Regions from separate parts of the Mus musculus genome. Here region 1 is linked to region 2. A link is a loop called in an ENCODE intact Hi-C map of the cell type or tissue named here. Cell type or tissue: heart. All regions are shown on one strand. Links, peaks and the distances in the headings refer to the core of each region. The heading gives the core; the rest is flanking DNA.

Region 1 (11,842 bases), core at 1,427-9,426, 330 kb before region 2:
AAAGAAATGAGCATGAAAACTCAGGTCAGACTGACTTCATCAACCTGGATTAAGGCTTCTCAAGAGTCTAATAGAAGGTGGCTCATTCTTAATATATTTAAGACCAGCATAATTTAGAAAAAAAGTTTCCTGGTGCAGTCCTTGGTATACGAGGAAGCATAATTTCATAGAAACTTGACTCAGGGTACATGTTGGTTTTTCCAAGAAGATGGGTTCTAAAGATAGGATACCTGTACTAGCTTAAGGGCCTGAGTGTCTGACCTGCTCTCACTTATACAGATGGTGTAGAGGTCATCTGGGCTATAAGCCACCTCTCCTCTTGGTTTTGAGAGCTTGGGGGAACCTCTGGCTAGAAGAGCCATTTAGATTACTACCTACCTCTGGTTCTGGTTGTAGAGGTTTGGTATGGTCTGGATCAACAGATAACACAGATCACCAGGCTATTAGTCACGTCCAAGCCTCAATTTTCTGGATAGAAGAACAGGGTCTTTTTGTCTTTTCTTTTCTTCTTCTTTCTTTTTTAAAACATCTTTCTCAATAGAAAGACAATCTTGTGTGCTTAACAGTCCTGATTTCTCTGGAGATCTGTGGGCTTAAGGATCTTAGTGCTATGCTCCTAAAACGAACCATGTCTGCTTGGTCATGGACTGGTGGGACACTGCTATGGACCCAGTGATTTCCAGAGGGTCACCTTCCCCTCATTGTCATGATGACTCAGGATGGCTTAGCAGTACTGACAGACGGAAACAATCCCCAGAGACCCAGTAGTGTGGCCAGGATTCCTTGAGGATCTGGAAGATGGAAACATTAAAAAAGGAAAGATCTGGGACACTTGCCTACTGTTCTTTCAGAGGACCCAGATTCAGTTCTCAGCAAACACATGGCAACTCACAACCACCTGTAATTCCAGTTCCAGGGAATCTGATGTCCTCTTCTGGCTTCTGGGAATACCAAGCAAAACAGTCATACACAGAAAGCAGTAAAAAATAACACTTAAAGAAGAAGGAGCTATCCCTCAATGGCTCCCCCTCATAGCAGCTTGTTTGCCCATACCCCGGCTGAGTTGGCCTGTTACAGGTTGTTGGTTGTAGTTGATCCTTCCTTCCTTCCTTCCTTCCTTCCTTAAATACAGAGGCCTGGAGTCCCCTGTCCTACAGGATTCTTGGCCTCTGGGCCAGTTTAATTTACTCCAATCCTCTTAACTACTTTTCATGGACTGGTTTCTATTTATCATGAACTAGTGTTTGTCAAACTAAACTAACTAACTAACTAACTAACTAACTAACTAACTAAACTCTCTCTCTTTTGCTCTCTCTCTGTCTCTCTCTCTCTCGTCTTTTTTTGTTTTTTCAAGTCAAGGTTTCTCTGTGTAGCCCTGACTGTCTTGAAACTCACTCTGTAGACCAGACTGGCATTGAACTCAGAGATCTGCCTGCCTCTGCCTCCTGAGTGCTGGGATTAAAGGCATGTAATGACTACACCTGGCTTTGACATCATATTTAAAAATGGTACCACTATCACCCAGCCAGACTCAACTCTTAAACAGTGTCTATATTGAAATGTGAGCAAGGGGTTAGAAGACAAAAACCATATCACTCTCCACAAAGTGGAAGTCACAAAGAAGGCCTTGTAGAAGCCCCTGAGATGCTGGGTACATTTCCCTCCCTTCCTGTCCTGGGTCCTTATCCTATGTATCACAGCCCAACTCCTGGCCAAACCTGCCTAAGGCCAGGGTCTGCCCTTTTGTCTGGTCTCACCTTCTGTTGAAATTTCCTAGGATTCTAGCCAAGTTCCCCAAGATTTCAATTATCAGTAAAAAAAAAAAAAAAAAAAAAAAAATCAATAAAAAAATTTCTGAACTCCACCCCAGACTTCCTGACACATAATCTTTAAGAGTGGGTGTGAGCCCAGAAATCAGGTTGGTTTTGTTTTTAGCGTACCAGGAAGTTTATCACTACAGAAGCCTGGGAAATACTTCAGAGGCCTCTCAGTGTGGAGGCAGACCCATCTGGCGAGTTTCCTAAACCAGAGTGGAAATGCAGGGCCCTCAGTCCCCTCAGTCCCCAGGGATAGGCTTGGGTGGCTTGGGAGGCTACAGCTGTTTCTGACTTCCAGTGACACGTATAAGGCAGAGCTTCCTACCCAAGACCTTGCCATGAGTGGTACTGAGCCCAGGCTGAGAAGCAGTTTCCAACCCTGCTAAAGCTTCTCACCCCAGCTTTAGGTCAGGCAGCTTGGTCACTGGGCCGACGGGGCCTGGAATGGGAGCCATCCCCAACCCTGCCAGGAAAAGTCATCACAGACACGAAAGCCTGGGCAGACCTGGGCTCCATAAAGTAGGTGCTACAGCTGCTGCTCAGAGCCTACAGTTCCCTGCTCACAACTGTCCCCTCACTCTGTGCTGCTCAGAGCCTACAGTTCCCTGCTCACAACTGTCCCCTCACTCTGTGCTGCTCAGAGCCTATAGTTCCCTGCTCACTACTGTCCCCTCACTCTGTGCTGCTCAGAGCCTACAGTTCCCTGCTCACAACTGTCCTCTCACTCTTTGGTTCTGCCTCCATCAGTTTCTTTGTTCATGTCTGAGTCATTTGGGGTGGGTGTAGAAGTCATGTGTACCTTCAGGCAACCTCATGTCCTCTGCTCAGAACTCAGTGCTTACAGGAACCAAGAAGGATCAAGTCACACCATCTCACTCAAAGACCATGGCCAGCCAAACCTTTCTGAAGGACGCCATGCTCCATGTCTTACACCTACATAGTAGAGGAAAGTTAACTATAGACAGGACGTGGGAAATCACAGGTATTCCTGTACTCGAAGAGTAAACAGGATCAATAGTTGACAGACTCATTTCCTGTAATCTCTTCTCATGTGGAAAGCCAGTTAGAGAGGTAGAGGCCTTTGCCCAAGGTCACATAGTTTAAACTCTTTTTCTGACTTAACTCCAACTCCAGGTGAACTGACACACCTCTGCCCTTATACACAGACATGCCCATAGATAAATAATGATATATATATATTTTTTTTTGAAACAAGTTCTTATGTAGCCCAGGCAGGCCTAAAACTCCTGCTCCTCAGTTGAGTGTGGTGGCATATGCCTTTAATCCAGCACTCAGGAGACAGAGGCACTTGAATCTAGAAGTTCCAGGCCAGCCTGAATTGCACAGTGAGTTCCAGGCCAGGCAAGACATAGGAAGACTTTGTTGTCTCAAACAAGCAAAATTCAACCAACCAAAAAAACCCAACCCACATCTTGATCCTCCAGCCAAGTGCTGGGATTAGAGTTTTGTGGCGTTATGCCTGGCTTTTTTTGTGTGTCATTGTTGTTAGGCATATGAAGTCTTTGATACAATGGCTGACACTAGGTCTTGTTCACCACTCTTCCTAGTATAACACCAAACACATACTTAGTGTTTAAAAGTAATATATGAATCTGGAAAATTGGAATATAAATCCATCTGTATTAGATTCATGCAAGGTAGGGGTTCTGACAGATAAAGGGGGGACCAGAAGTTGGAATTGCCTTTTTTTTCTCTCTTTAAAAAAGAGAGAGAGAGAGAGAGAAGCCATACTGCAGAGGCCCACCTTGAACTTGAAATCCTCCTACCTCACTCAGTCTTCTAAATACTAGTGTGACATACCTGTGCCACTTTGCCCAGCAGCCCCCTGGCAAGATCTACACAGTAGAGTCGGAGTTAGTAAGCAATTATTGTTTAACGCGATGTTCTCATAATTCCTGATTGTCCTGTCAGGAAATGGTCTATTTTTCTCTTCTTGGCCTGATCAATGATGATGGACTAAGTTTATTTACTGTCTGGTCTCCTATCACTGGAAGGCAGGACTTTGGAGTTGCTTGGGTGACTTTCATTAGCTACACTGAACCTTCTAGAAAGAAAACCTTTAAGGTTCCGAGCGGCCCAGCTTTGCCGATCAGGAACCTGAGCTCAGAGACGTGAAGCTGCTGCTCCAAGGTCACACAGAGGCGGGCTCCTGACCACCACCTCCATACACGCAGCTTCTACAGGACGCAGACACAGACCCCAGGTGGTACCGGCGCTCTCTGCTTCCTCGTGTCCTTAGCTAACGCTTCTCCTGCGACCTCTTCTGTATCTGCTAAAGAGTACGTGCGTCTGGCAGCGCTGTTCCAACCCCCGTGCATCTGTTATGGTTGCGGTTTTAAGAGACACGTGCTACCCGAGTGAATGAATTGCACGTCCCCACCCCCGCCGTCAGCCAATCAGGATGAGCTTCCAGCCGGACCACTTCCGCCTATTGCGGGCCCTGGCCGCGCCAGACGGCCCACGTGAGGCTTTCAAGAAAAGAGAGTAGGCGGCGGCGCGTAGGGGGTGGGCTCTTCCCGCCTCTTCACCAATCACAAGGTCTTCTGGGGACGCGAGGGGCGGAGTCGACGTGAGGCGCCAAGGCTTAAACGCGAGGGGTAGGTGGGTGCAGGGAGGAGTCCTGAAAGGGGGAGCGGTGAATGATAGGGCCAGTCATCCAATCTTTGGAGGGGTTGGGCTGTCTCCACCAATGGAAAGTCTTACGGGCGGAGCCAGGGCTGCAGCAAGTTTGGTTGCGCGGAGACCGCAGCTGTTCCCTGTCAGTGGAGGCAGGGGCCGTCAGAGGCGGCGGCCACGGCTAGAGGCGGCAGGGCGGAGGTGAGTGTCCGCGGCGCTCTGCACCTTACTCTTCCTGGTGCAAGTCGCTGCGGGTGGAAGTGCACCGGCACCGGCGCCGGGGACGCTTATGTAAGGGTGGCGCGCGCCAAGGCGACGTGGGTTCCGCGAGTGTCGGGGAGACGGCTGCCGGCATTGCACGACGCGGCGCGACAGGACGTGCACAGTCCCTCCCCCCAATCCCCTCGGGCACCCGGGAGGCACGGACCCGCCCCCCTCCTTTGCTCTGGGCTCCCAGGAGCCCCTGGCTGCCGGAGCATCCTTCAGGCGCAGGCAACTCGTTCCACCCCTCTGGCGGCCCACATTGGCCTTAATCCTGCTCTTGCGGGCCCATTTTCGAGATAGAGAAACTGACGCTTCAAGCCCTAAAGTGCTTCGCGCCAGCTTCCCGTGAGGGCTCGTACTCCAGTCTGTCAGAATGGGGCGCTCACAGTAGCCCCATCATACTGCATATGAAATCCATGCCGGGAGCGTTGAGAGAGACTTTTTCTTGTTCTTGATGTTTATACCACATCTTCAGGGGGAAGCTCCTAGGAGCCCCTGGGTTCCACTTTGGTTCAGGTGTGGAAGGGATTCTGAGCCTCCCAAGATTCAGTGATCCATCCGCCCAAAATCCCTCAGGAGTTGTGCCCGGACACTGCCCGTTATTTCTACAGCGTATACGAAGTCTGAAGTGCGTTTGGGAAGTGCCCTTCTGGGCAATCGCGAAGCCCTGGCTTTGAGGACTTGTGCGTGCAGATTCCTCCCAGAGTGACTGCCCTGTGTACTTTGAGGGAGTTGCTTTACCTTTGCAGGGCTCTTTTCTCCTGTCACAAGCTTTGGAATCAAATAAGATTTCTAGGTCTCTGGCAGGTTTGAAATTCTTAAAAATCTGAAGGTCTCTTCATTTTATGAAACGGGTCATCCAGGCTAATTACTCCCGATCTCCATCTGAGAAAACTGAAGTCCGAAGAGCCAGCTAGATAGACTCAGTCCCTAGATCACAGCTAGAGCCCCAGTCTTTGCCTTCCCCGTTGCTCCCTCACCCACTGCCTCCAGCAATCCTGGCTCCAGCCTCCTGCTTGTCACCCTTTCCCTGTATATGATGCAAATGCTCTGCTCCTGTTGGGGGTGGACATGCTGAGCCTTCCACCTGCTTACAGCTAAAGCTTGTTGTTTGACTATTCTTCACTGTTAACTCTCAAACTCTTCATTTTTGGAGACAAGATCTTGCAGTGTAGCCCAGGCTGCCTTTGAGCTCATGATCCCCCCCCTGTCCCCCCTGCCTGTCTCTCTCAAGTGCTGGGGTTACAACCACATGCCAACAGTTACATCTCTAAGTCTTTATTTATTTATTTTATTAATTTTTGTTTTTCTAGACAGGGTTTCTCTGTGTAGCCCTGGCTGTTCTAGAACTCACTCTGTAGACCAGGCTGGCCTCGAACTCAGATCCACTTGCCTCTGTCTCCTGAGTGCTAAGATTAAAGGCACTTGACACCCAACCCTAATGGCTACATACTACAAAACACTCCTGCACCTAAGGCTCTGGGAACATTGTAGAAGAGGGGATGGAAAGATTTTAAGAGCCAGAGGATCAGGGAGTTTGCTACAAGATTGTGTCTCCTTATAATTAATGTTAGAAGCTGTACCTATAAAATCTCACCAACATGGGTGTCTAAATGTGATTTGATCAAGAGTGACACCAATGGACATACTAAACTAAATGGGGATAGGGGGATCCACAAGGCTCCAACCCTGCACAGAGAATTATAGGTAGCTCAGGAAAGCTGGCAGTGGGAGAAGGAGTCGTCCCCAGGGAAGAGCACACCAATTGGTTTTTCAATGCTAAATGATCATCCCTGGAAACGTACATACAAGCAACATAATGTGGATGGAGGAGGCTATAGTTAGGAATATCTACCTATATCTATCATCCCTGGAAACATACATACAAGCAACATAATGTGGATGGAGGAGGCTATAGTTAGGAATATCTACCTATATCTAATCTATCTATATGAAAAAAGAGGCCTTGAATTTGAAGAAGTCTGGGAAGGGCATATGAAAAGGTTTGGAGGGAGGAAATGGGAGAAATGTAATTATAATCTCCAAGAATTAAAAAAAGAAAAAAACATTGCTTTTCCAAGAAGAAGAAGAAGAAGAAGAAGAAGAAGAAGAAGAAGAAGAAAGACATGTGCCACCATGCAGAGATTTTTTTTTAATTTTGTCTATTTTTTATGTATGTGAGTACACTGTCGTAGTCCTCAGGGCATCAGATGGTTGAGAGCCACCATGTGGCTGCTGGGAATTGAACTCAGGATCTCTGGAAGAGCAGTCAGTTCTTTTAACTGCTGAGCCATCTCTCCAGCCCATTTTTTTAAAGAAGAGTTTTTATGTAACTGAGGCTGACCTTCAGCTCTCATCCTTCTGCCTCTACTTCACAAGCTCTGGTATAGGTGCACACCCAGTTCCCTCCTGCTTTTCTCTTGCACTATCCCAAATGCTGTGTGCTGGGTGCATGTCCTCCCAAATTCCACATTATCATCATTTGTGTCCCTAACACTGTCATGGGAACAAGATAGTGCTTAATAAATGTTTGGATAAATTTGAAAAGCTCAGGGTGAAAACCAGTGAGGCTAGTAGGGCAGAAGCTGGGGGAGACAGAAAGAAGTCAGTCTGGGGCAATGGCCGTGGTCATTAGGAGGGAGTCTCATCTTTCTGGAATACTTTTCTGTCTGAGCCAGATGCCTCATTCAGGTCACACTACTTCTAGAAAATTCTTGTGGGTCTTCTCTTTTGTTGCCTCTGCTAGCATGTTACCTCTTTTGAATGAGCCCCTACTTTTTGTGCTCTGGAAGTGCCTGGCTGCTGCTACGTTAGTGTTGAGTTGTGTAGAGAGATAGAACTAGTGTCTGAGACTGAAGTGCAGGCTGCTCCTGAGGGTTAGAGGCAGTTGTGTGGAGAAAGTGCCTCGGGGCTGATTTCTTGTCCAGAGGCATCCTCTGCAGAACTTGCATCTGCTCATTTGCTGGGACCTCACCTGAGCCCGTGGCTACCTGCCAGGAAGGAGGACCTGAAAGTGAAAGATGGGAAATTGGCAAAGAGAATAAACTATTTGCTTATTGAATGGGAAGTTTGCCTCAGCTGGCTTCCCAAGTGGCTGGACATTATGGCCTGAGCTTGCAGTCCCAGCACTCAGGAGGTGAGGCAGGAGGGTTGAAAATCTGAGGCCAATATTCTCAACTATACAGTGAAACCCTGTTTCCTTCTTACACTGTTCAACGAAACAAGACTTTAATGTTGTCTTACCCTTGACCTCTTGAACTCAAGGTCACTTCTTATCTGCCTTTGAGACTATTCACTTTCATCAAGCTGTTTTTTAGTGTCTGTCCTCTGCTTATTTCTAGTGACCTTGTTTTCTTCAGGGCCTTTCTTCTTGTTCTGTCAAAATTTGAACTATTCTTCAAAACTAGTGGCTTTCCTGTATTAAGCTTGCCAATCTATTCAGTTGGCTATGGCTCTCTATTTTAATATGATGATGATGTTATTAATTATAAAAGCCAACATGTGTGTATTTGTGTGTTCACGTCTGTGTTGGTGTGTATGTGTGTACTGCCACTCTGTGATAGGGACTTTGCGTACAAAGAGGTGAGACAACTCATTCAAAGTCATACAAGTAGAAATGGCATGGCTGGAATTAGCCCTGGGTTCAGGTCCTGCTAGCTGCTTCTCATGTTTTATCCCGTATTTGTCTTCTAAAGTTGGTTTGTAACAGTTTATTGGCGCTTTTTGGCAGTGCCTTTTGGCATAGATCTCTATGTAAAGCAGTACTCAGTAAATGTTTTATTGAAGTAAATGTCCTAAACATTCTGTTTCATTTTGACATAATCTATTATGACAACTGGCTTTCTGTAGACAAGTGAGCTTGCTGGTCTGTCTCCCACTTTGCTGTGTGTGTGTTTTTTTTTTTTTTTTTTTGATCAGTGGCCTGAGTAGCTCACAAGTGGTCTTTAGAAAAGAAGTAGCCTACAGAGTATCCAAAGTAGCTATATACTCCTTGTGTGTTCCTGGGGTGGGGGTCCTTAAATATTGAGGTGTCCTCTTAAATATGGCAAGGAGGGGCCTCAGCAAGAGAGGATAAGAGGGGGGGGGTGTGAAGAGAAGATGCATGGCAGGTCACGTAGGCCTGTACTTCATTAGTGTCAAGTTGCACAGTGAGATAGGCCAGCATCTGAGAATCAGGAGTGCAGGTAGCTCTTGAAGAGTAGGTGCTGCTGCCTAGAGAAAGTACATCTGGAGCTGGAGGGAGGAGGGAGGGAAGAAAAAGCACTTTGGAGGAGACAGCCTTGTGAGTTTTGTTCTTTCATAGTGGTTCCAGTCGGGCGTTTTACTTAAATGGTTATTGCATGTTGGCCCTCATGAGAGCATGCCTGTTTCCTCTTTTAGTGCTGGGGACTGATTGAGCCTAGCGTCCCATGGATACTAGTCAACTGCTGTATCACTGAGCTATATCCCAGTCTTGTTTATATACATACCTTTATTTTATGTGTATGGGTGTTTTAACTGCATGTGTGAATGTATGTATGTATGTAGTGTTCATGCAGCCCAGGTATCATATCCCCTGGAACTAGAATTACAGAAGGTTTTGAGTGGTCATGTGCTTGTGAGAACTGTACCTGGACCCTCTGCAAGAACAAATACTTTTTTTTTTTTTACTGTTGATCCCTGTTTCTAGTCCCCTTTTACCTTTTATTTGGAGACATAGGTTTTGAATTTGTGATTCTTCTACCCCTATACAGGCTTATGTGTAACTCTAGCTACTTCTGGAGTTTGAGGCAGAAAGATCACAGATTCTAACCCTCTGTCTTTCTTCTCAGTTATTGCTATTGCCCCACATTTTATAGATGACTGGGTGGCAGAGCAGTAAGATGTGGGGTGCAGGCAGCAGGGGCATTATGACCCTTATAGAACAAGCAGTTCTGTACACTCCCGGTGTTTCTGACATTCCTGGGTTCTCTGGGGAGTGTCTGGAGAAATGAGGATAACAACCTTTTTTTTTTTCTCTTTTACTTTAGCTAACATCTACCTTCTGGAGAGCTGACAACACTAATGGTGAGTTCTGAGCCTGAGCCCAGGCCTGTCAATGGGTCACATGGGAGTTTCTTAAGATACTGTAGTCCTAATGTGCGCATGCCATCTTTTAAGTTCAGTCAGTACAAAAAGGCACAGGCTTAGCTTTTGGAAAATCTCCACTTCATCTTGATCTCTGCATTTTTCTGGGTTTTCACAGGAAGGTGACATCTGGTTCTTTGTAAGCTCCAGTTGGCAGCTGGCCAGCTGCAGCAGGAGGCCCTTTTTCTGGGAGGGTGTGTCTTGGGAAGCTGGGCAGGGGATAGTGGTGCTGACCTACAGGAAGCATCCCTTCTGTGCAGCCTTTGAGAAGACCCCAAGTTCAGAGACAGGCATTTGGCAGTGGCACTCGGCTGTTAAGAGCACTGGCTGCTGACAGCCTGGAGATGGTCAGCTGTGACATGAAAGGAGATTGTGTCATCTAATTGTAAAAAATACTTGATGCATTTCTCTGATGTCTGGCAGCCAGAGAACAAGGAGTAAAAGAATTGTCCCTTTTCCTGCCTACAGAGCATTCAGCAGCACTGTCCTCTAAAACTTGCCACTTTTGTTTTTGAGACCGTTTCTTCATGTGGTCCAGGCTGACCTGGAACCCGCTCTGTAGACCAGGCTAGCCTTGAACACAGAATGTCTCCTATTTCTGCCTCCTGAGTAAAGGCATGTACCACCATGCCCAGTAAACCTGCCACTCTTAAACACTTCTCCCTTGGGGCTTCTCTGGGTTGCAGGTCACTGGGAGATCCGTGTGTGTCTGCTCAGTCTGAGTTCTAATGCAATGGTTTGGGCCAACATCTCTCTCCAGTCCAGTCTCTCTCCAGTTTGTAAGAAGAGATACTCTTTCCCTCTCTCTGAGCTGCTCTCCCTGCTTCACAGCTAGGGACCCTGGGGACTTTGTTGTTGTTTCTCCAGAGCACATGTTTATTGTGGGGTAGAGATTTCTTTGTACAGGGATTTTTCTTGTTGTTTTTTTTTTTTTTTTTTTAACTAATTGTGCAAAGAATTTTCTCAGGATGCTCTTCTTGACCCATGAGTTCCTGTTCTCTCTCTCTCTCTCTCTCTCTCTCTCTCTCTCTCTCTCTCTCTCTCTCTCTGTCAAGGTCTTTTATGTGTATGGGTGTTTTGCCTATGCACCACATGCATTACAGTACCTGAGGAGTCCAGAAGAAGGTGAAGGTGCTTTCTGGAACTAGTTACAGATGGTTGTGTGTGGGTATTGGGAACCAAACGTGAGTCCTCTGGAAGAGCATCCAGTGCTCTTAGCTGCTGACCCATTTCTCCAGTCTAGAGTTGGTTACTTTTGAGATCTTCCACATTCCTCTTGTCTTTCTTGTCTTAGGTCAGTAGTAGGTGTCTTTAACTCTACCACACATTCTCCTTACAAAGTCCATGGCGAAAAAGCTGATGGCCTATCCACCATTCACTTATGTTTTCTGGCTCTGTGTACTAATTATTAGTATAGGGCCAAGGTACGGAAGAAGATAAAGCCCACAGAAGGTTCATGAGCAGAATCCAGGATGCTGATGCTGTTGCTTTTTAAGGCTGTCATCTTTTACAGATGACAAATCTATCAGTTAGAAGAGAAAGTTAGTTGCCGAGAAGGGACCACTCCCAGGTCATTTGCTTTGTCAAAGCTTGTTCTGCGCATCAGTTCCCAGAGCCCTGCTATTTCCCCAGAGCTTTTCTTCCTTACAGTAACCAAGACTCTGTCATCTTAGCTGGATCCTTTCTGATCTGTACCTTTTTCCTGGGGATCTCAGAGGGAAGTGAGTGTCTGCTGTTGTTACTAAGTGTCCCACCAGAAGACAGAACCTTGGTTTCCCAACCCACCTCAGTCTGCAGCTTGTATGTTACTTCTGGTCTTAATTTGTAATCTGGACTCCAGCCCAGCCTGGGATATGCCAATGCTGCTGGAAATACCTTGCTCTAGCTATGTGAGTGTGGGCTAGGCCAGACTCCTGTGGCAGCTCCTCTTCTGACCCACATGCAACATGACATCCCAAGCTGAGGTTGCAGGGGAAATTCCATGAGCTAGCTGTGCTGAGTCATGCTTAAGTCTCCTT
Region 2 (11,842 bases), core at 2,461-10,460:
CACACTGGGTATATGCGCCCTCCTCGTGAGGACAGGATGTGAACGTGTGTAGCTGAAGACACTGCAGGGATGTTAAGGATGCCTTACCTATTGCAGTCCCTCGTAAGGTCCCCATACTGATGCACATGGAGTCCATGCAGCCCAGGCTCTAGGCCGTCGATGGTTCCCTCAATCAAGCAGAGTTCAGAGGATAGCTGTAGGAAGCGGACCACCCCCTGTATGGAGCCACAGCCCTCCAGAATGGCCACTGCTGCTCCCAGATTCTCTGCAAGGCAGGAAATGCTCACTGTCTTTCCATCTCACCCTAATGGACCAGCCTGATGGCATTGTCAAATTAAAAGCCATCGGGTTACAAGGTCAAAATAAGTTCATTCCTGCTTTCTGTAAAACTTGGGTTTAACCATGTCTTGACATATCTTCTGGAATTTAACATGTTCCCACCCCCTATACCCTAACCTCCTCCCTGAAAAGATAGGACACTCTGCTAAATAATTTTGAGATATTCTGCCAAGTTGCCAAAAACTCTTGGAAATCCTAACCTTATAGGGTTGTTCTGTTTGTTTGTTTGGTTGGTTAGTTGGTTTTGCTTGGCTATATAAGCCCCACGTTTTCCTATGTTCAATGCTATTTTCTCAAACCCTGCTTTAAGGGAAATAGTCTTGTCTAGTGGGGGACGGTGGGGAAGCTTATCTAATTTGACTAAAAGAATTTGGGTAGTGGTCTTACTCTTGTTCAAAGGGAACAACATCCATTCCTTTCAGTGGCTCAGGAAGAGCAGGGAAGGAATCTCACATAACTCTCCTGACTCCCCAAAGCCCAGCCCAGCCCGACTGAGACTCCTCTGCTTAGCTTGAAACCAGTTCTTGCTCCAGAGCTCCAACCCCAAAGGCCAAGGCCAAGACTATAAGCAGTCACTTACGTAATTGGCTACTGCCCATACCCTTGAGTACAGCCTGCCTCCCTGTGCTTTCCAGGAGTGCTTGTACCTCCTGGCTGGGCAGAGTCGTCTGCACCAACACCATCTGGTTCTCCAACTGAACGTCCACATTCTGGACACCTGGCGGGGACAGAGGGGAGGGGTCAGCAGAGGACTGGCACCGCATGTTGGTAGCACCGCGTTTTCCTGTCCCCATTTCTGCAAAGCTTTATATGGCCAGAGGTAAACCTGGAAGCTTCCTTCTAGTATTAAGAACTTGGGTGTGGTATTTTTTTGTTTTGTTTTGTTTTGTTTTTGTTTTTGTTTTTGTTTTTCGAACAGGGTTTCTCTGTGTAGCCCTGGCTATCCTAGAACTCACTCTGTAGACCAGGCTGGCCTAGAACTCAGAAATCCGCCTGCCTCTGCCTCCCGAGTGCTGGGATTAAAGGCGTGCACCACCACGCCTGGCTGGACTGTTGCATTTCATGTTCAGGGAATTTATTTTACAGATAAGGCTATCATGGCACAGAACAATGTAGCAATGTATGGAAAGTATACAGGTTGCAGAACTGGAACTCAGTCCAGGCAGCCTAGCTATAGAGCAAAAACAATTAGCTCAAACCTTCTACTCATGGTAGAAAGACCTCACCCACGCTTCCTGGGGCTCCCTGACCAGCACCGACACACACACACACTGTCCACTGCGCTCACTCTAGAGCTGAGCACACGCACTCTCCTCTGATGACACTCCATCCATTGCTTCCTCACTAGGCTGTCAACTCAGTGAGGACTGGAACTATGTGTGGTCCACAGGGGTCAAATTTAAAGTAAGTGTGTCAGATCAAAGCGCCAATAAAGTACTATTACCTTTGAAATCCTTGAAGTAACCTCGGTGTGTGTCCTATGAGATAATTCTTACATTCTCATGGAAATATTTTTACATAACGAATGCCAATATTATTCTGAATTATGACTTTTTAAAGAAGATTTATTATTTATTTATTTATTATATGTAAGTACACTGTAGCTGTCTTCAGACACTCCAGAAGGAGGAGTCAGACCTCATTACAGATGGTTGTGAGCCACCATGTGGTTGCTGGGACTTGAACTCGGGACCTTTGGAAGAGCAGTCGGGTGCTCTTACCCACTGAGCCATCTCACCAGTCCCGAATTATGACTTTTAATATATTTTTTTATTTTTTGAATGTGGGTGTTTTGCCTGCACACATGTCTGTGCACCACATATGCCTGGTGCCTGTGGAGATTAGAAGAAAGCATTAGATCCCTTGGAACTGGAGTTACAGACAGTTGAGAGCCAGGATGCTAGAAACGGAACCTGGGTCCTTTAGAAGAGCAGCCACTGCTCATAACTCTTGAGCCGCCTCTCTAGCACCTAGGCTTACTTTATTTTTATTATGTATTTATGTGTATGTTGGAGTGGGTGTGTATGCGAGTGCGGATGCTTGTGGAGTCCGTAAGAAAGCATCAAACCACCCGAAGCTAAAGTTACTGTAACTGTGCCTCCTGACATGGAGCTGGGAACCAAACAGGTCCCCTCAAGACCGGTAGCACTCTGAACCCCTGAACCATCTCTTAGCTACACACCTGTTTTTGAAACATGGTCTCAATTTGTAATTCAAGTTGGCCTTGAATTCACACTCTATCTCAGCCTCTCCAGTGCTAGGATTACAAGCCCAAAACAGCTTTCAGGGCAGGGAAGGGCCATACTGTGGAAGCCAGGTTTGCTTAAACTGTGTTTTGGAATGGTAAGTGAAGAAGATCTGATAGAGTTGGAGCCATTCCACCAAAAAGTAACATATTCCAGGCAAAGTTTTTCCATGGAGCATTCGTGCTGGGGAAACAGTCAGGTGGGACTTTGGTTGAAACAGAGCAATTTTAAGGCCTCCGTAGGCTTCTTAGTCACCAAAAGGAGACTTCAGATAACCATGTTTTCTGGTCTCAGTAAGTGAAATCAACTTGTTTTTTCCTAGCTGAGCAGGAGAGTTTCAGTTTACAGAATACACTGAGAGGGAGAGTTGCCTAAGACTCAGGAAAGCGAGCTTTATTCTCCTTCCAAAGGTCATGGGAGGAGCTTGTCCCTGAAGTCCTTCACATTTGCCCTACAGTAACTGCGCCTTCTGTTTTTTCTCCATGAGCCCTCACTAAAGGCTGGCTTGGCTATACTCCAAGATCCACCTGCCAAACAGACCACCTGCTGCACTACTGGAAGCCCCTCCTCCTTCTGTTTCAGAGTGAGGTGGGCAATTCTAAAGGGGAGAGTCACAGGAACATTCTACTCTGGCCCTCCCACATCCAGAGCACAAAATCAGCTCCTCCTGGGAGATCTTGGGTCTGGGAATCCACGCTATGCCAGGCCAGACCATCAGGACCCATATCTGCTGTGTATGCAAAACACAATCAGGCCTCATCACTTATCCTAGACACCTCACTTCTCCTGAGCCTGCTCCTGAACCCGCTCTATGGACTTCCTGTTTTCTTTCTTTAGTCCAGTGATTCTCAACCTTCCTAATGCTGTGACCCTTTAACACAGTCCCCCATGTTACGGTGATCCCCAACCACTGTTGCTTCTTCATAACATAATTTTGCTACCATTATGAATCGTAATGTAAAATCTGTGTTTTACAATGGTCTTGGGCAAACACCAAAGGGGTCTTGACCCATGTGGGTTAAGAACCGCTGTTTTAATAGCTGTCCACATAGAAGCCAAGGAGATGGTATGTATGTGTGTATGTATGTATGTATTGGTGTGTATATGTGTGGAGTATGCACGCATGTTCTTGAGTGTGTGTATATGTGTGGAGTATGCACGCATGTTCTTGAGTGTGTGTATATGTGTGGAGTATGCACGCATGTTCCCGAGTGTGGTGTCCACCTGTCTTCCTTAATTGCTCTCCACCTGTTATGCTGAGGCAGGTTCTGTCACTTGAACCCAGAGCTCACTGATTTGGTTAGTCTAGCTAGCCAGCTTGCCCTGGGATCCCTGTGTCTATCTTCTGAGGGCTGGGACCACAGGCGGTCTGTCTGCCACGCCAGTCTGGCATAGACACAGGTGCTGGCAATCTGAACTGGACTCTCACACTGATGCAGCTATCACTTCTACTGACTCAGCCATCTTCCTTGCCCCTGGCAAACACATGGTTCACAGACACAGGCACGCAAAACACCCGTACATATTAAATAAAACAGATTTTAAAAATAAACCTAAAAAAAAAAAATCATCCCAAGCCAGGCAGATGGCTTAACGGATGAACTTTTCGGGTTTGGTTCTGCTTTTTGGTTTGTTTGGGTTTTTTGTTTTTTGTTTCTTTTTGTGCTTTTTTAAAAAAATTATTAATTTTATGTATGTGAGTACATACACACCAGAGAGGGCATCAGATCCCACTACAGATGATTGCTGGAAATTGAACTCAGGACCTCTGGAAGAGCAGTTAGTGCTCTTAGTTGCTAAGTCATCTCTCCAGCCCTGGGTGAACTGTTCATGCTACACAAGACAGCTGGAAGCAGAGAACCAGCTCTGGAGTTGTTCTTGACCTCCACATGCACAAGCCCTCCTCCAAGCACATCATGCACACACTCACTAATAATAAATCAAATAATAGTTCCAGGTCAGGTGTGGTGGCGCACGCACGCACGCACAACTTTCATCTCAGCACTCGGGGGTAAAGGTAAGCAGATCTCTGTGAACTGCAGGCCAGCCTGGCCTACATAGTGAGTTCCAGGAAAGCCAGGGCTATGTGGAGAAAGACCTTATCTCAAAATAAAACAAAACAATCAGTCCCCTCAATCGTCCTCCTAAAACCCCACCTTTGCCTGTAAGCTTTTCTCCTCTTTCCTCTTACAATCCCCTGAAATTGAGTGGGCTCTCACTACAGGCTCAAGACTTGTATCAACTAATTCACTCCTCATGACAACACTGAGCTATGAACACTGTTCAAACACTGAAGAAACAGAAACACAGAAAATAAGCACGAAGCTGTACATCTGTGGAACTATACGCACTGGGGTTCCCCACCCCACCCCTGCCAGTGTCCTGGCTTCAGACTCTCATCTCCTTCTTTCCCTTTGCCACCATGGCTTCCCAAGGAAGTGTTCTAGGAGCGCTCCTTTGCCAAAGCTTATACGATCTTTACCTAAGCATAGGGGTAAACATTTTCCCTCAGAAACCCCCAGTGTCTAATCTATACTGGCTGAAAGGTTGAATGAACATTTAACAGAATCCAAAACAGCCAGTTTCTAGCGTCAGGAAAATGACTCTGCCTTTCATATCTTTCCTCTTCTGCCAGGTCACCCACCTGCAGACCTCCTGGCTTAAAGTCCCTGAATTGGGCCAGGGATGTTGTCTGCTTTCTCAGAACTGTTCTATTTCCCAAGCCAGACCTCAAATGCCCGCCCCCCTCCCCCTCTAGAATGCCCTTGGTAGGAAGTGCTCTATACTCTGGCTAGTTCCATGCTGTTCAGCAGCTGGACAGGCAGTTTGTACTAGAAGAAAGCTCTGGCTAGGCAAAGCTTGAGGCCTATACTCTAGGCTCTGCATCTCCCGGACTCTGAGAAACTTCCTTTCATTCTTTCTGCATCTATGCAACCGGAATACGGCTAAACACAAACCCCTGGCTGATCCCAGAAAGATTGTCTACTCTTACCTGCCACCCCTTTCAGGGTCTTGTGCACAGCATCCACACAGCTCTGACAACTCATCTGCACTGCAAACTCCAACTGTAAGGGAAGCAAGGCCAGGGCACATGTCAGACATGATCCTTACTCGCCACCTCATCCCCTATGTCTCTTTGCACACATTGCACTTGACTTCTCTTCAAATTCCTCCTTTATTATCTCATGAACATTCCAGGATCGCGGTCTTTACCACCAACCCCCCTCCCGTGAGGGGCATCTCCGTCCTAACCCCGGAATTTCACCTCCCCAGGAGCCTGTTCTTTCCTGGCTTCCCAAGATATTGATCACCCCAAGGGCTGAAGTTATGCGAGGCTCCACATGAAGCTTTCACTCACCGCACACACAGTCCCACCGTCCCCCGACTTCGAAGCCATCCTAGCTGTTGTCACTGCCTAGGCCGCACCGAACCGGTAGGGTCCAGAGACCAACACAACTCTACTTTGTGGGATGGGCGGAGTCTCGGAGGCCGCCCTTAGCTCCACCTCCTTGGCGCGTGCGCTCCCTAGGCTGAGGCCTCTGAGCTGTCCGGTAGTGCTACCGGCTGCGCAGGCGCATTGATGCAGTTTCCTTAGTAACCATTTGGCGTCCTCTACCCGCTCAGCCGGAACCACCTGGTAAAGATGGAACCACACAGTCAGGAACCTGACCTCAAGCCGATTTACCACCGGTTGCTGAGTCCGCTGTCGCTCTTCCCCAGCAAGGCGAAGCCTCCTCCAGAGCCTCCGAAGCGCCCCTCTCAAGATGCCACGCCCTTGCAATCCATCCCGCTGGCGAAGCTGAAAGTTGGGCCGCTGTGCCGCCAAGTGTCCAAGCGGCTAGCAAGCAGCGGGCGGGCGGCACGAGTAACTGCCAAGGACCGACTTCGTCTCACTGAGGTTATTCTAGAAGAGCTGAAGTGCAACTGGCGGGAACCTCCTATAGAACCCATTCTGGACTACGAAAACAACCAGAAGCTGCGGCAGCGGCTCGAGTCCTACGTGCTGATCAGTAGTGAGCAGCTCTTCGTACGCTACCTGCACCTGCTGGTGACCCTGCCGACCTCTAGAAGGGTCTTCACTGAATCAGCCACCCTCAGCCGGTTGGCAGTAAACCTTGCCAGGGATTGCACAGTTTTCCTCACCAGTCCTGATGTCTATCGCTGTCTGCTGGCTGATTTTCAGACCCTGCTAAATTTAAAGCACGCCCAGGGAGGCATAGTCAAATTGCGTCCTCCTCCCTGTCCCCCTGGGACTTTCAAGCTCTGTCCAATCCCCTGGCCTCACAGCACTGGCTTAGACCACATGCCGTGCTCTAGCCTCAACCTGAACTACCTTGTCCAACTCAGCCGCCCATATGATTTCCCCAGTGAGCCCGAACCTGATCCAGTGGAAGAGTTGAAATCCATCCCCCAGCTGAAGAGTAGACAGCAGCTCCTCTGGGTGCCCTCCATGATAAAGGATAAAGAAATTGAATCGAGACCCTCACCGATGGTACCACTGCCTAGTCATTCTCCCAGCAGTGAGAGTCACCAATTCCCCACCTCACCAGTCCATTCCTGGCTCCAAAGGGGCCAGTCCATGCCTTGTCTTCATGAGGGGTGGAGTCTGGCAGATGAGTTGTGCCTTCTTCCTCCCTCTCCTCATCCCCTCACCCCGCTGATCTTGGCTTCAGAGAGTAAACCACTGCCATTCCGGGACATAGTGGCTGAGGATCTGAAGCAGAAAATGAAGATCATGAGAATGGAGTGGAGTCGATACTCCCTGCTGGACTCTGGCCTGCCTCCCCTCCTCGGGGTCCTTACCCGGCGCCTAACTGCCCAGCACCACCTAGAGAAACTGCAGCAAATGATCAAAAGCCTGCAGGAGGAAGAAGCCTCCGGAAAGTGGGATCTCCAACCCCCGAGAATCATCCCACTACACCCACAGCCAGTCACTGTTGCTTTGAAGGTACATGATCAAGTTATAGTCCAGGTAGCTACTGTGCAACTCTCTGAAAGATACTTTAACGACTCTTTCCACGTTGAGGGGGCTGGAGTCCTATACAACCATCTGACTGGGGAACTGGATGGTAAAGCCATTGAAGAAATGGATGCGGATCGTCTTGTTGGGAACACCACCGGAGAGGTCTACAAGGAGTTGATGAGCCGAGTCTCTGTTAGTCACTTATCTTTTGAGGAAGGAGACCAAATTGAGCCTTCAGCAGATAAAGATTGGTCCTCCTACTTGGCCTCATCTTTTCTACACCAAGATAAACATATGCCAATCATCAACCGTAATCTGGTTGGATTTTACTCCAGAAGAACAAGCACTCCGAAGCCAGTCCCTGAGAAGGTGCCCTCTCTCACATTACTCCCAAGGCACAAAAGCTGGGACAAGCGACCAAACAGACACGGTGTATGGATGAATTGGCTGAAACCCTCGGTGTCTTCAGAGGACTACTTCAAGTACCTCTCCTTTCAGGAGTCGGATTTCCTCCACGTCATCTTCCAAATGTATGAAAAAGAGGCTCCTGTGGAGGTACCAGTCCCTGTCCAAGAGTACCTAGATATTCAGCAACCCCCTCCCCTGCTGCAAGATGAAGAGCTAGAGTTCATGCAAGGAAAATGGGATTGGAGCTCAGTGATAGAGGATGGCTCAGGACCTGGGAGAGCCTACATTCATAACTTGCAGCAGCGTCTCAAACGACTGTGGGTCATGTTGGAAGTCCCTGAACAGAATCGGCTAGACATGGTTATTAAATACAGCTCCAATGCACGCCTGCAACAGCTACCAGCATTGATCAAGGCTTGGGAGCAGGTCCTGAAGCCCATTCAAAAGAGGGAGTCGTTGCTAGGAAGACTGGAGTGGTTTGAGCAACAAGCCTCTGATCCCAATCGTTTCTTCCAAAAGCCTGATTTGTTGATGAATCGGTTACTGGAGGAGAATCGGTTCCGTAGCTATCTCCAAAGGAAGCTCAATCGAATGGAATCTAATTTGGTTTCCTTGTTGGAAAGGATAGAGTCAGTCTTTGGGGAGCCAGTGACCTTCAAGGGGCGGAGCTATCTGAAGAAGATGAAGCAGGACAAAGTGGAGATGCTGTACTGGCTCCAGCAGCAGCGGCGGATTCGCAATCTGACCCAGGCCCAGAAAACCTTCCGCCAATCATGCACTTTCACAGGGAGCAGCAGCCAGGCGTTAGTGGCCCCCGGGAATACTCCCACTACTCACTAAGGCGGCCAAGTGCCCCCAAACCCTTCCTCACCCCCAAATGCTCACGTAGAACTCTCAATGACTTTAAAAGAGATTGAGATTCTTTTTCTTGATATTCTAAATAAAAGGATCCCCAAACTTGGTATTCCCATGTATGTCAACCATCCTGCACAAGACAACCAAAATCCTATATCAGATGATCCCTTGGAGTTCGTGATAATAGAGGTCAGACAGAGCAAGCCATGGTCCTTAAAAAAATATATAGTGACTTTCTCACTGTGCTGAATTGCTGTTTAGAGTGCCAAATCACTCTTGTTTAGGCCCAGTAGCATAATCCTTGATTGCTAGGGCTCTGAAATTAACAGATGTATGTATATCCTGCCTGTATGACTTATGGTAAGTCACCTAACTTCTCTGTGAGGATCTGGGTCCATGTTGTCACTTCTAGTGCTTACACATTGTTGGCAGGACTTGTTAATAAAACCACTTGGTATATCAAGGTGTATACTGAAGAGTAAGTCTCTACGGCTGGAGAGATATAGCCTAGTATTTTAAAAGACCTAGTGGATTCCTAGAACCCACACTGGGGGCTTGCAACCACCTGTAACTCCAGCACCTGACACCCCTGGCCTCTGTGGGCACCTGAACATATCACACAAACACACAGTTAAAAATAAGAAAAAGACAAAAAAAACCCTCCAACCCCCAGTTTCCTTCCTTGCAAAACAATTGTTATCAGTTTCTGTACTTAGCAAGTTTTGTTGAGGCACCTACAGGATGTTAACTGCTCACACTGTGTGTTGTTTTCCTCTTCGTTCTTTTTGTTTGATTTGGTTGGTTTTGTTTTGGACAAGGTCTCACTGTGTAGTAGACCAGGTAAGGCTCAAGTTCACAGAGATCTTTCTGCCTTCCTCTGCCTCCCACGACTCTACATTTTTGTTGGTTGTTACTTTCTGTACCACTCTCTGCCTTTTGCAAAGAAAGGTGTCCTTGATGAGGGGTTCAGACTATGCTATCTGTGGGCATAAAGACAAATGCCTCATTTAGTAAAGTAGTGGTTGTAAATTCTCCTCCAAGACCTGTGACTCCGCTAGCCCCGAGTAGTTAGCTACACTTTCAACTCCAGGAATGGTTTGCCTCTTGTTCAGTGGACCTTGAATCTAATTAGGGTTATCGTGCTGTGCTGGAAGCACAGGTGTCATAGTGGCTAGGACTATTAGGTGTCTCCTTCCTCTGGAAGCTTGAATGAATCCTAGTACAAACATGAAAGCTGGTCCTCAGGAAGGTTCCTGTCTTTTCTGCCACCTGGGGCTGACCTCCCACTTGTGGGGGAGGCGTGGATAGCAATAAGCTGTATTTTCTATTTTATTTATTTATTTTTTGTTTTGTTTTGTTTTTTGCTTTGGTTTGGTTTGGTTTTGGTTTTTTTTTGAGACAGGGTTTCTCTTTATAGCTCTGGATGTCCTGGAGCTCACTTTGTAGACCAGACTGGCCTCGAACTCAGAAATCCGCCTGCCTCTGCCTCCCGAGTGCTGGGATTAAAGGTGTGCGCCACCACGCCCGACTTATTTTTGTTTTTTTAAGACAGGGTTTCTCTGTGTGTATCCCTGACTGTTCTGAAACTTATTCTGCAGACCAGGCTGGCCTCAAATTTCGTGATCCACCTGCCTCTGCCTCTCAAGTGCACGCCACGACTGCCTAGGTAGCTGTATTTTTTTTTAAGCTTTTATAACTTTGTACTATATTAGTCAGTGTTCTCAAAAGGAACAGAACTTAGAGAATAAATTTATATATGTATGTCTATATCTACACATAGATATAGGTAAATAGACAAAAATTTATTAGAGAGCTGGGCGTGGTGGCACACGCCTTTAATCTCAGCACTCAGGAGGCAGAGGCAGGCAGATTTCTGAGTTCGAGGCCAGCCTGGTCTACAGAGTGAGTTCCAGGACAGCCAGGGCTATCCAGAGAAACCCTGTCTGGAAAAACAAAAGCAAAAAAAATATTATAATGGCTTTATAGGATGTCCAACTAGCTTCCAGCTAGTCCAGTAGTGGTTGTCTACCAATGGAAGGCCCAAGAATCCAGTAGTTGTTCAGTCCATGAGGCTGGATGTCTCAGCAGGTCTTCAGTGTACATTAGAATCCCAAAGAAGTCAGCTCTGATGCCAGTGAAGGGTTGTTCTTGTGAGAGTGAGGGCAAGCAGGCAAAGAGAAAAGCTTTCTTCTTCCAGGTCCTTTTTATAGACTGGCAGCAGAAGGTATGGCCCAGATTTGAGGTGGATCTACCCACCTGAAAAGATCTGCATTAATGATGTGTCTTCCCACATCAAAGATCCAGACTAGAAGTGGATCTTCCCACTCCAAATGATTTAATTAGGCAAAAATTCCTTACATGTGCACCCAGTCATCTTTGAGTTTTAGTTAATTCCAGATGTATTCAGGTTGACATCCAAGAGCAGCCCTCACAGATACCAACATATTTAAGGACATCAAGAATATCTTAGAGCCAAGTGTATTGAGTATAAAATTTTAGTCACAGCCCTAGGGAGGCAGAAGCAGATGGATTTTTGTGAGTTCAAGTCTAGCCTTGTTTATACACTGAGTTCCAGGACAGCCAGGGCTATGTGGAGAGACTCTGTCTCAAAAAAGGGGGGACCTTTGGGGGGGGGGCTGGAGCTACAGATCAGTCAGTGATAGAGTGCTTATCTAGTGTGCAGGTTTGGATTCAATTGTCAGTCTTGCAAAAATACTTAAGTGAGTGAATAAATGTCTTAGCTCTCAAGCTAGGAAAATGCCTCAGAAGGTAAAAGTACTAGCTATACAAGTCTAACAGCCTGAGTTCAGCCCCCAGAACCCAAGTAAAAGCAATGGGCCAGCCAGCTTGAAGTGAACCAGGCAATGGCAGAAATAAAAAAGACCATATCTTGACAAGGTAGAAGGCAAAAGCTGACCCCCAAGAGTCGTCCTCTGACCTTCACAGGTGTGCTGTGGCATGTACACACCTGTGAACACACACACAATTAAAAAATCGTCGCCGGGCGGTGGTGGCACACGCCTTTAATCCT

What was found. A loop is a pair of places that touch in the nucleus more often than their neighbours do. Peaks named below come from ENCODE experiments on the same cell type or tissue, not always from the same donor. Only the 100,000 strongest peaks of a DNase experiment are listed, where the experiment ranks them.
Region 1: it touches region 2 in a loop (2.3-fold over the local background); 3 of 42 quality-filtered maps call a loop at or near these places.

Annotation. Positions count from the first base shown.
Region 1 is chr19:4,505,927-4,517,768 of GRCm38, forward strand. It overlaps a transcript of Pcx not described here. Among named protein-coding and RNA genes, the nearest start is that of 2010003K11Rik, 13 kb to the left of the region's middle. In heart, for the core only: no CTCF peak of the experiment used is centred there; a DNase peak (open chromatin) is centred at 4,435; H3K4me3 peaks cover 2,270 bases; H3K27ac peaks cover 1,408 bases; H3K27me3 peaks cover 292 bases.
Region 2 is chr19:4,833,254-4,845,095 of GRCm38, forward strand. It overlaps Ccs (copper chaperone for superoxide dismutase), which reads right to left and starts at 6,069. Exons shown (of 8, transcript NM_016892.3): 1 at 5,944-6,069; 2 at 5,578-5,650; 3 at 920-1,057; 4 at 88-265. The coding sequence starts at 5,982. It overlaps Ccdc87 (coiled-coil domain containing 87), which reads left to right and starts at 6,113. Exons shown (of 1, transcript NM_207268.3): 1 at 6,113-9,275. The coding sequence starts at 6,229. The coding sequence ends at 8,796. In heart, for the core only: a CTCF peak has its summit at 6,037; a DNase peak (open chromatin) is centred at 6,138; H3K4me3 peaks cover 1,828 bases; H3K27ac peaks cover 685 bases; H3K27me3 peaks cover 3,593 bases.